4 separate regions of the Homo sapiens genome follow, and regions 1, 3 and 4 are each linked to region 2. Evidence: chromatin contacts called from ENCODE Hi-C or POLR2A ChIA-PET data. All regions are on one chromosome and are shown on one strand. Each heading gives the region's core, a stretch centred on a gene start or an enhancer-like site at or near the end of the contact. The rest is flanking DNA. Distances are from core to core; before and after follow the strand shown.

Evidence for each region. A loop is a pair of places that touch in the nucleus more often than their neighbours do. ChIA-PET counts read pairs that join two places held with the same protein, here RNA polymerase II (POLR2A). Pooled maps may share reads with other maps.
Region 1: a loop to region 2 is called in a map of CD8-positive, alpha-beta T cell, with 21 times the contacts of the local background. The contact joins the promoter of SAMD9 here to the promoter of SDHAF3 in region 2. A Hi-C loop is called at or near these places in 2 of 168 maps with a recorded cell type or tissue (CD8-positive, alpha-beta T cell and naive thymus-derived CD4-positive, alpha-beta T cell) and 6 of 50 pooled maps.
Region 3: a loop to region 2 is called in a map of CD4-positive, alpha-beta T cell, with 9 times the contacts of the local background. The contact joins the promoter of GATAD1 here to the promoter of SDHAF3 in region 2. A Hi-C loop is called at or near these places in 2 of 168 maps with a recorded cell type or tissue (CD4-positive, alpha-beta T cell and naive thymus-derived CD4-positive, alpha-beta T cell) and 6 of 50 pooled maps. POLR2A ChIA-PET finds 5 or more read pairs at or near these places in 1 of 52 experiments (T-cell).
Region 4: a map of CD8-positive, alpha-beta T cell shows a loop between it and region 2 (17-fold over the local background). The contact joins the promoter of VPS50 here to the promoter of SDHAF3 in region 2. A Hi-C loop is called at or near these places in 5 of 168 maps with a recorded cell type or tissue (B cell, CD8-positive, alpha-beta T cell and naive thymus-derived CD4-positive, alpha-beta T cell) and 11 of 50 pooled maps.

Annotation. Positions count from the first base shown.
Region 1 is chr7:93,116,529-93,119,228 of GRCh38, forward strand. It overlaps SAMD9 (sterile alpha motif domain containing 9), which reads right to left and starts at 1,451. Exons shown (of 3, transcript NM_017654.4): 1 at 1,335-1,451.
Region 2 is chr7:97,116,412-97,119,111 of GRCh38, forward strand. SDHAF3 (succinate dehydrogenase complex assembly factor 3) reads left to right here and starts at 1,287. Exons shown (of 2, transcript NM_020186.3): 1 at 1,287-1,486. The coding sequence starts at 1,313. RefSeq lists enhancers at 945-1,024, 1,375-1,464.
Region 3 is chr7:92,446,205-92,448,904 of GRCh38, forward strand. It overlaps GATAD1 (GATA zinc finger domain containing 1), which reads left to right and starts at 1,278. Exons shown (of 5, transcript NM_021167.5): 1 at 1,278-1,774; 2 at 2,548-2,673. The coding sequence starts at 1,526. RefSeq lists a silencer at 1,198-1,967 and an enhancer at 2,398-2,447.
Region 4 is chr7:93,231,086-93,233,785 of GRCh38, forward strand. It overlaps VPS50 (VPS50 subunit of EARP/GARPII complex), which reads left to right and starts at 1,281. Exons shown (of 28, transcript NM_017667.4): 1 at 1,281-1,415. The coding sequence starts at 1,383. It also overlaps a transcript of HEPACAM2 not described here. RefSeq lists enhancers at 982-1,051, 1,192-1,361, 1,452-1,501, 1,742-1,801.

The DNA of each region.
Region 1 (2,700 bases), core at 201-2,700, 4.0 Mb before region 2:
ATTGTTGATGATGTCACTCTTGGAGAAAATATATGCCAGCATTCATAGGTATTTATGCCACTGTTCATAGATATTTTACATATTAATGATTTCTTTATACCCTCTCGTTCCAAAATGTTTTTTAGGTAATTTAGAAAGTAATATAGGATCACACATATATTAAAACCCTTAGGTAAAGAAATCATGGGGAAGGCTAAATAAGGGTAGGGGGAGAAAAGGTGAAATGAGGGAGTAAAATTAGTACCTAAAATTACTGGTTTTGATTCCGTATACTTTAAAAACTGACCTGAAAATTTGGTTCTGAGCATCTTAGTAGGAAACACTATTTGTTACTGATTGAACCCACATACATTTTTTAACTCTGGTTGGTGTTAAACTGTAGGGTTTGTTAACTTTTCTAGAAGGGAGTTGAAGGTCAGACCTTTATTCAGAAATGTGATCCTCCAACCGTCTTGCATTATCTTACTGTTTGCTTTGGGGAGAAATTAGACATAAACCTAGTATTTTTGCCAGGAACATAAAGCTGCCTTAATTCCAAAGACTTCCCATAGTAGTCTATCTGTCTGTCTGTCTTCCTATGTATGTCATCCGACAACAATATCTGAGAAGCTCTCAGAGAGTTTTGTTTTCTGGAAGCTACCTATTTCTTAGAGTAGATGGTGGAAGTTGTATTTGATTAAAGTAAAGTACTTTTAAGTTTTCATTGCCTGTTCTTTATCTATCTTTCCGTTTGTTGTTGTTGTTGTTGTTGTTGTTGTTGTTGTTTTTGAGACAGTGTCTCACTCTGTTGCCTATGCTGGAGTGCAGTGGTACAATTACAGCTCACTGTAACCTTAAATTCCTGGGCTCAAGCAATCCTTCTGCCTCAGCCTCCAAAGTAGCTAGACTGCAGCTGCGTGCCACCACATCCAGCTATTTTTTTTTTTGGTAGGAATCTTGCTAGGTAGGGTCTTGCTATGTTGCCCAAGCTAATTTTGAATTCCTGGCCTCAAACAATTCTCCTGTCCTTGCCTTCCAAAGTGCTCAAATTACAGGCTACCACACCTGGCCTGTTTGTTCTTTCTGAAGATGCTGTATGCCTTGGGAGAGTTCATCAATAAAAGTGTCTGTAGTTTTCAACTGCATCTTTAATGAAATGTTATGACTAATTTTTCAACTAATATAAAGCAGACTGCTGTCAGAGCAACAAATAGTCTAGAATTTCTAGGCTTAGAATACTATTTTTTGTTTTGAGGTATATTTGAAGCTTCTAATTGAAAAGTATATTTCTTTCTATTCAATAAAATGCTGCTATAGATAGTAAGAACAATATTAATAATAGATATTGTACTTACCCAGTAGTCTTGCAAATTTCTTTTACATATATGTGGGGAAAACCATCTCTTTTAGTGCTGAAAATATCTGATGTGTTTGTTTTCTTCCTCCTACGATGCTAGAGAAAAGTATTTTCCTCATTCTGGTTTTAACGGAAGTCTATGTATTCTCTGCTTCTGTCTCACAGCAAGCTCTAATTGGCTCAGAAACAGCAGGGCGTGTTTAACAACTGGGAGGTTGGGGAAGGAAGAATATAGGTTTGGTTTCAGTTTCATTTCTCAGATCTGAAATTACAGCACCGCCTTTTCTATCTGAAATGCTTTTTAATAAGCTATGGCTATATACCACCTTCTGGTCTGCTTGGTTAAAATCTGAAGGCTTAACAATTTTTCCTCACTTGAGAGTTTTGAGGGCTGCAGAAAGCCCCATTGTCTTGTTATAGACAAACTGTGGGATATTCTGGCTTAATTGATCCCTTGGGAATATGAGTTTACATTGCAGTCCCAGCCTTGTAGAGCACCAGGTTGGAGATACTCTAGGTCAATATTTCACTGGCCTTTAAGGGTGGAGTTACTGTCCATTCCTGTTTTCCTAAAGTGTAAAGAATGTCTTTCAGGGATAGGACTTCTTTGAGCACCCCAATAAGTGCTAAATTCATTTATTGCAGAGCAGACCAGGGCTGCAGCAGACCTGATGGTCACATTGTAGAGATTTATCTTTTCTAAGGTCAGTGTCAGGGCCAGAGAGAAAACTGCCTGAGTGAGAGCAACAAAAATAGCTGATATTTTAAAAACTAACAGCAAGTACTGATATTTATTGTGTGTGCTCAATTAGCTTTTGGTTTCCACATCCCACAACTGATTCACACTGGTTTTAGATGAAAACATTTAAAAACATTTATTTTAAAATATTTATTGGGCGCTTACCATGTACCAGGCATTGTTCTAAATGTTTCATATTAACTTAATTACTCTTCACAACAATCTCCTGAGGTAGAGATTATTTTTATCTCAATTTTAAAGGTGAAGAAACTGAGGCATAGAGATTAAATAATATGGCTAAAGTTTGCATAACTAATACATGGCAGAGATTCGAATCCAGGTTTCAGGCCAGTGCTCTTAAATCCTGAGGTTTAGGAAGAAAGAAAGTGGCTATGAAGGACAGCCTAGATATGACCATTACACTTATCACCCTCAGGAGCCCTCCTCGTAAGGGGACCCTGGGCCTGAACTCCAAAACCTGGGTTTCACTTTGCATGGGGACCAGTGTGATGGTTAATTTTATGGGTCAACTTGACCGGGCCACAGAGTGCCTAGATATTTGGTCAAACATTATTCTGGTGGTTCTGTGAGGGTGAGGAGGCAGGACTAGCTTGCAGCTCCTGCT
Region 2 (2,700 bases), core at 37-2,536:
GCACTTAACAGGGAGAGGTTCAGAGAGCTCTACCCAGCACTGTGGGCAGGCAGTATTTATAGACAGAAAAAGGAAGTGCCCCACAGAAACAGCTTGATTGCTTACAGTTGGGCTAGTCTTATTTGGGCAGGACATTATGACGTATTTGCCTTATATGCACATAGTCTGATCAGTTGGCAGCCTGTGATTGGCTGAAGCTCAGCTACTTGTCACAAGAATATACTCTCAGTTGCAGTTAATTTACATACTAAGTTAGGTTGCAGTTCCCTACATAGCAACTCAGAGTAGGGAGGAAATTTTAGGCCAAATTTAATTTAAATTATGTTGGAGCATGACCAAAGTTGGTCATGACCAGAAGCTGAACACAGATATGGAAGCTAACACAATATCCAGTGGAGAGAGATTGTGGTAGAGTACATGGGGCGAAATGGTTGATTTCTGCATTTTTGTTGGTGACGCCATCAGGATTTGCTGAAGAACCAAACGTGTGACAGGAAAGGACAACACAAGGAGCTGCCAGCTTTGGAAACCAGTTCTACTCTCAGTATTACCTTCGCAAAAGATAGAGCTTTGTAAATTTCTAGATTCCTCGTTCTTATTATCCTAGACTATTTAACCAGAATCTCCAGGGTCGTGGTCCTGGAAACAATACGTTTAAAACTCTTCCCAAGGATCCTTCAGCAGCCAACTTGACTTTGGCTAAGGAGTCCGCCAGCTCTGGGCTCACTTGGGTTGTTTGCAAGGAAGAGCCCATGCCCAGAGTATAAATTGGGAGAACAGCGCTGTGCAAAGAGCGTGGGTTGGTGAGCTAGTGGATGGCGAGATTAATCTCACTCTGATCCCTAAAGCAGGGTGCAGTAATACTCTAAATGCCTCAAATGGGTTGGGAACCATGGAAGGAATCCCGGAGGAGCCCGATCTTAACGAAGCTTTTCTCAGGCCTTTGGTAGGAGGACAGAAACGAAGTTGAATGAAAAAGACAGTGGAGTGGGACTGAGAAATGACAACGGCCCACCACAGACCTCTCTCTTTCAAGGCCTGTGTCGTCAGGACGCAGGCCAGAAGAAGCCACGACGAGGCGCAGGCGCGACTCCACGAGGGCCACGCCCCTCCTAGAGAAGGACCGACCCGTTTTCCGCCCGCAGCGGAGCTTGGGTTTCCGGGAGGACCTGATTGTGCAAGGGACCAAACCGGATAGAGGTCGCGCGCCCTCTTTCGTCTGCCTTCCGGTTCACTAATACGCAAGTTCGCAGAAGTGCGGGAACGCGCCGTCCCTCTGCGCAGGCGCAGTCGGCGGTCGGCGTGGGGCGCTATGCCGGGGCGGCACGTTTCTCGAGTCCGGGCATTGTACAAGCGCGTCTTGCAGCTGCACCGTGTTCTGCCCCCGGACCTCAAATCCCTGGGCGACCAGTACGTGAAAGACGAATTTAGGAGACATAAGACCGTTGGTTCTGACGAGGCACAGCGTTTCTTGCAAGAATGGGAGGCAAGTGACGCTCCCTTCTCTTTGCCCAAGACCTTTGGGGTTCCTCGGTGTCCAGGTTTCTAGTTCCAGTCCCCCATGCGGGGTTAAACAGAGCAGCAACCTGTTCTGTTTGAAATAGCGTAATGCTGTTCAGGTAACACTTTCCAAAGTTTCTCCCACGGGTTTCTCACTAGAGCAGATCCTGTTACTTCAGCGTCCCCAATTCAGTTCAACTTTTGAGCTCCTGCAGATGCCAGGTGCTCAAAGGGTGAGGGTAGGAGGTCACAAAAATGAGCAAGTCGTCGTTAAGTGCTCAAAAACCTCAGGAGCTTTTTGTCCTTTTAAGTGCCTTTGCACCTAGTAAGCGCCCATTAATAAATTAATGGTTCTCTTATTAGTTTTCAAATTTAAAGGCTTATTTCCGTAATTTATTATTTAATCTCAGCGCTTTTGGTTGGGTTTAAATAATTTTCTCACTTGGCTGATACAGAAATCAGGTAACATGAAAAAGATTACAAAAGGTTGGAGATTACAAACTGTGAAGGAGAAAAATGCTGGTGGCAGTTAAGTCAGGCGAAAGTTGTTTCCTCCGGTCTCAAGTCATTGTTACTTCGCCCTGCACCATTGCGCTAAATATTAAACAGACACATGCATTAGCAATAAGTCGTTTGACTTTTTTTTTTTTTTTTTGAGTAAAGGAAAAAAGATATTCAGAGTATTTCGTGGGGCTCGGGGCCCTGCAGGATTGCCCCTAGTTTTCATTTGCAAATATAAATAAATGAATGGAATTAGAGATTGGAATGACAGCTCAGATATTTGAAAGCATGAGTTGGAGCTGATATGAAAATAGAGGTAAGCGGTTCTTCGGCCTAAATAGTTGAAGGGGAGATGACTGAAGTCGGCTTTGTAAAAAAAAATCAAAAGAATGGTTAGGGTGAACACAAACTTTGCACTGACTTCCAGAATTCTTTTTTGTATAATTATTGAAGCTTTTAAGAGCGACATTTAGAACAATCGGGAAATTTAGAACTTTCTTGAAAATCATGGTGTATTTGATGTAATTCGCTTGCCTGAAGCAGGGAAGTTGAAGCTTTTCAGACACAGAGCACTTTATTTTAATAAGGTAATTTGGTTTTGGAGCCTGAAGAACTGGATTCAGATTCAGTCTCTGACATTTTAAGTGTCAGATCACATAATTTTTCTAGTCTTATTTTCTCATCTATAAAATAATAAGT
Region 3 (2,700 bases), core at 28-2,527, 4.7 Mb before region 2:
ACAGTAAAATCTGATAATATCTCATTCCAAGGTTGTTATAAGCACTAAATGTGGTTTTGTGACATAATAGGCGTTTGTTTCTCCCCACTGCTTCCCACCACAATATATTCATCAAGACCTTTCCAAGGATACTAAGTCTAGGAAACCCAGGATCATGAAGAGAGGGCATGTTCTTCCAAGTGAGGCTGAGGAGAGACTTGTCTGGCGAGGCCTGTACTGACTAGTGACATTAAAAGAGGCGATCTGACTTCTCATACTGCTCTTGTCCCAGGCCTGCTGTTTGTCAACTGCTGGGTCCTCAGAGCCAAAACTGTTTTCCAACAGTTTTGAATTGAATAACAGCCAGCTATTCGATTTTCTCCGCATTCTCTAATCGGTATACTCTTCAGAGTCCACAGGATTTGCAACGATATTATCCAACGGCTGAAGAATGTGCGCTTGACATCTTAGGCTGTAAAATGTCTCAATTTCAATTTCTAATACATAGATGTCAGTGGATGGCATTTTCTGAACCCTTTGTCGATGTCCATAAACGGCATGCTCTGAATTCAACTAAACAAAAGTATAGACATGGGGGAGGTGTAGGGCGATGTCCAAAGTATAATTTTTAAGAGTGTAAAGGGTTCCTAAGTAAGATTGCCAGATTTTTTTTTTTTTTTTGAGACGGAGTCTCACTCTATCCCCCAGGCTGGAGTGCAATGGCGCGATCTTGGCTCACTGCAGCCTCCACCTCCCGCGCTCAAGAGATTCTTCTGCCGCAGCCTCCAGGGTAGCTGGGATTACCCCAGAGCCCGCCACTGAGCCCGGCTAATTTTTGTATATTTATTAGAGAAGGGGTTTCACCACGTTGGCCAGGCTGATCTCGAACTCCTGAGCTCAAGTAATCCGCCGGCCTTGGTCTCCCAAAGTGCTGGGATTGCAGGCGTGAGCCACCACGCCAGACCTGGATTGCCAGATTTAGCACATAAAAATACAGGACCCCCAGTTAAACGCCTCTCGGATAAACCATTATTGCATGGGATACACTCACGCTAAAAAAATTGTTCGTCGTTTACCTGAAAGTCACATTTAATTGGGCGTCCTGTATTTTACCCGGCAAATTCTAGGCCTGAGACCAAAAAGTTTGAGAACCCTGCCCCTAGGCGACAGCAAGCGGAACTGCAGCAAGCTCCCAGTAATTCCGGGTGCTGCACTTCCGGTCAGGCGGTCGGGCTGCGGGGCCCTGGGGCCAGCTCACCGCCGGAAGTCTCCGCGTCCCCCCCACCCCGGCCAGATCCCTTTCCCAGTCCTGCTTCCCAGTGCCTCGGGCCAGGGAATCCTGGCCTCCGCCTGCGGAGCCGGCGGAACCCGCTTCCCGCCTCCACGGGGCAGCGCCAGCGGCCTGGTCCTTTCACCGGCAGCTCCGTGCCGACGCTCTCACCGCTCTTCCTATCGCCGGGAGTGGCGGGCCGACCAGGGGGCGGCCGGGCTACCGTCCGCCATTCCCGTGTCTCTGCGCCCGCGGGGGCCGCCCGAGCCGGCCACCATGCCGCTGGGCCTGAAGCCCACCTGCAGCGTATGCAAGACCACGTCGTCCTCCATGTGGAAGAAGGGAGCGCAGGGGGAGATCCTCTGCCATCATTGCACTGGCCGGGGCGGCGCGGGCAGCGGGGGCGCAGGCTCGGGGGCGGCTGGAGGGACTGGGGGCAGCGGCGGCGGCGGCTTCGGCGCGGCGACCTTCGCCAGCACCTCCGCCACCCCTCCGCAGAGCAACGGGGGCGGGGGCGGCAAGCAGGTGAGCTCCTCCGGCCCCTCCCGCCGGCGGAGGCCGACCAGGTGCTAGGCGGGCGGGGACGGGCTGGCTGGGAGCGGGCGGGCGCGGGCTTCCCCGATCGCCGTGCTCCTGCTGGCTGGAACGCCCCTCCCCACCTCCTACTGAGATCTTTCGTTTGGCCCATTCCGAAGCACCTGTTATTGTAAGAAATTCAAAGCAATAAGAACCAAGATGTAAAGCCCTTAAGAAAATCTCAATATACACATGTCTACACAGTCGTATACAGTGTCATGCCACAAATGCAGGCGCTGGACCTCATTCCTTGTTAAAGGTTTTGTCATATCAGGTTATGAAGTAAGATTATTATGTCATTATTGTAAATGGCAGCTTAAGTATTCCGTTGCAGGGGGCGCCATAACCTACTACGTTCTCTGGCCTTAGGGAGTAAAGTTGTTAAGTGTTTTTCTCTATTGTAGACACAACAAATGAATAGTGTTTGTCTTGGTCAAGACTGACTCCTACTCCCGCCTCCTGCCCTATTACAAGCAGCTCACACCTTTTGGAGGCTCTGGAGACGCCTGTCCAGCGAGCTCCGAGATTCCGGGTGCTGAACTTCCGGTTTTACTTAGCCTAGTTGCTGTAATTACTTCTCTTGAAAAGCAAAAGGGCAATCTTAATTGTTAAATGCTCTTATAAAGTACATACTCTGGGATCCTTGTAAGATGATTGTACTGCAACCTTTATGCACTTTTTACTTCTTTCTCTTTTTGTTCTTTAATTTGTTTGTGTAACAGAGTAAGCAGGAAATTCACAGGAGGTCTGCTCGGCTCAGAAACACTAAATACAAATCTGCTCCGGCTGCTGAAAAGAAAGTCTCCACCAAAGGAAAAGGGAGAAGACATATATTTAAATTGAAAAATGTAAGATATTTGTGGACAGTGCCTTTT
Region 4 (2,700 bases), core at 31-2,530, 3.9 Mb before region 2:
AATCAGAAATAACCTCTGTTAGTGTCCCCCAAACTTCAGTCATTTGCAAATCACCTTTATTAGTTTTGCCATATCTGACTACCACCCATACTATTGTTTACCTAGTATTTTTTATTACGTTGACACACTTGAACTTTTTTTATTCTAAGAAATATTTTTGAAATTATGGGTCTGTGTCATACTTTTAGAAGTTAACATTATAATAAAATAAACTTAAAAAAATTGGTGCCATGCTTTAGAACTTTCTTCAGCACAATACATGAAAATCTTAACACATCTGATGACCGATTAATCCTTCAGTTTCTACTTGCACATCTGCAGTAATCTTAGGCAAGTTCCTTAATTTCGCCATACCTGCTTCGTCATCTTTAAAATGGGAACCCACAGGATTCTTGTGTGGATAAATGAAATCATATATTTAAAGCTATTAGCAGTTCCTGACAGGTACTCGGCTTTCGATAAGTGTTAGCTATCATTGTTAGCTTTAGGGCTGCTTTTTCTTCTTCTTCTCATATTCTCATAATTGTAAAGTCCTTTTAAAATTGTGTCCCCAAAGACACTTCTGTTCCTTTCCCCAATTTAACTAAACTGCCAAAAGTTGAAAAGAGGACTTTAAAGTGACAGGTATACTCGTTATTGTCGTATTTCCCGTCATCACTGCTTTAGAGTACGGAGGTAAAATAATAGGCGGGCGTCAAAATCCTTCGATTTTAGAGCTTTTGCAGGGGATACCAAGACTGAGGTAGAACAGCCCTAAACCTGGAGGGCCGCCTATTGGGCAACCTAGAGCACACCTTTCCTCAGGCCAAACCCAGCGCGCCCGGGGTAGTCTCGAGTTCTCAGGTTACCCCTCAGTGACAGCCCTTTCTTGAGTTCCTTCTCCTTCGCGTCAGTCTCTCGTTCTCCCACCCCGCCCCTCTAGACCAGGTGAGGTTTCCTCCCTCACACTCCTAGGGGACATCGCGTCAATCTGGCTTATATATTGTCTCCTCTGAGTTTGATCTTTCGCTCAACGCCTAGTCACCTGTGACTTAGGTTTCCGTCTCGCCGAAGAGTAGCTACTGCCTAGTGCAAGCACCTTTGTAAGACCGGCGATCGCAGTGGTCGCTCTGAGCAGTAATATTTACCGGCTTAACTGAAGCACCCGCTCTTTTGCTTGCTGGGAGATGTAGTCCCTGGGTTGGCCACTTTAGTTCATCGTTGCTACCGCCGGCGTCCAGAAGACTACAGTTCCCAGCAGGCCCAGGGAAAGACAGGATACCCTGGGTCGGCTCCTCCACGTGACCACCCACTATGGCTTCCTAGTGTCAGGGCCAGCTGTGTAGTGGCTCGGTGTGATTTGTTAGCTCTTTGAGGCAGGGTACCCTCCTCAGGATTTCGATATGCAAAAAATCAAATCTCTCATGACCCGACAGGTAAGTCGCGGCGGCTGAAGCAAAGGCTTCCTTCATCTCGGAAGTGAGAGGAGCCGAGATGTTCTGTCCCCAACCAGTGGCGGGCGGGGATCTAAGTTATGGGTGGTGGCAGGTGTCAGGGGGACTGGGAAGCCGGGGCATACCCTAGAAAACTCACCTGGGCCGCCTGGGTTGGAGCACTGCTCCAGCGGGTACCAGCCTCCCAGAAATATTCGTTTAAAAATAAGTCATTGAAGGAATCAGGGTATCTTTGTCTCCCCTCCTCCTCTTTTTGCCGTCTTTCCAGAACAGCCCGAGCTTCCTTGCAAGGTCTTCCGCATCCAGGCTGTCTGTCATATGCGAGCTGATAGCCTGGGTAGGGTGGTGTGGTCTGTGCAGTAGAGGTGACCTGGAAAGACTGAAAACGGATGATTTGAAGACAGAATTAGTAGCTTTTGGATTTTGGGCAAGTCCCCAAACTTTGTAGCTTACGTTTCTGGATGTGAAAATAATTATTTTTGTTCATTTTACTTCACAGTTCTGTTATGAGGGTCATCGATAAGCTAATATATGTGAAAACTCTTTGTGAAATTCTGCTTTAAAAAATTTATTTTTGTCATGGCAAAATACTGATCTTTTCTTTTTTTTCCCCAGAATGGAAATTCATGAATAAGAGCTTTGGCTATTTTGTAACCTGTCTCATAAATGTTAGGGACCTCGTAATAATGCCTCAGCTTCATTTAAGAAGTGCAGAAATTTTCTTTTATGTACTTATTGATTATGACTTTGTTTTAGCTGCCTTTATTTACTTCAGCTTTAATATTTCACTAGAATTGGTCATTTTATTATTTTAATATGAAAGATAGTTAAGATTAGAGTTTTAAATCAACATGGCTTTTAGAAGTTTGGAGAATGTGGAAGGTAATCGTTTAGTGAAAGGTATATTTGTGAGTTTTTTTCTTGTTGATTACAAAAATAACTCAAATTCCACATTCTTATTTGAGAATTCACAATTTGAGAGATATATAAACAGGATACAAATTGTGTATTTCTCTTGCACAATGCACAAATGACCCTTACATGATTATTTTAGTTATGTCAGAGCATTTTGTTAATGTTATGAAAATATAATCAAAATGTTCTGTGAATAATAAAAATATTTAAGTAAGTGGCTAGTAACATTTGTTAATTCCTCACATGTGTTGAGTACTGGTGTTGTGCGTCCTACTACTTCTTACTTGACGATGAGTTTGGGTCCTGCTGTATCCTGTGGCAGCTGTGTGACTTTCGGCAAGTTACATAACGT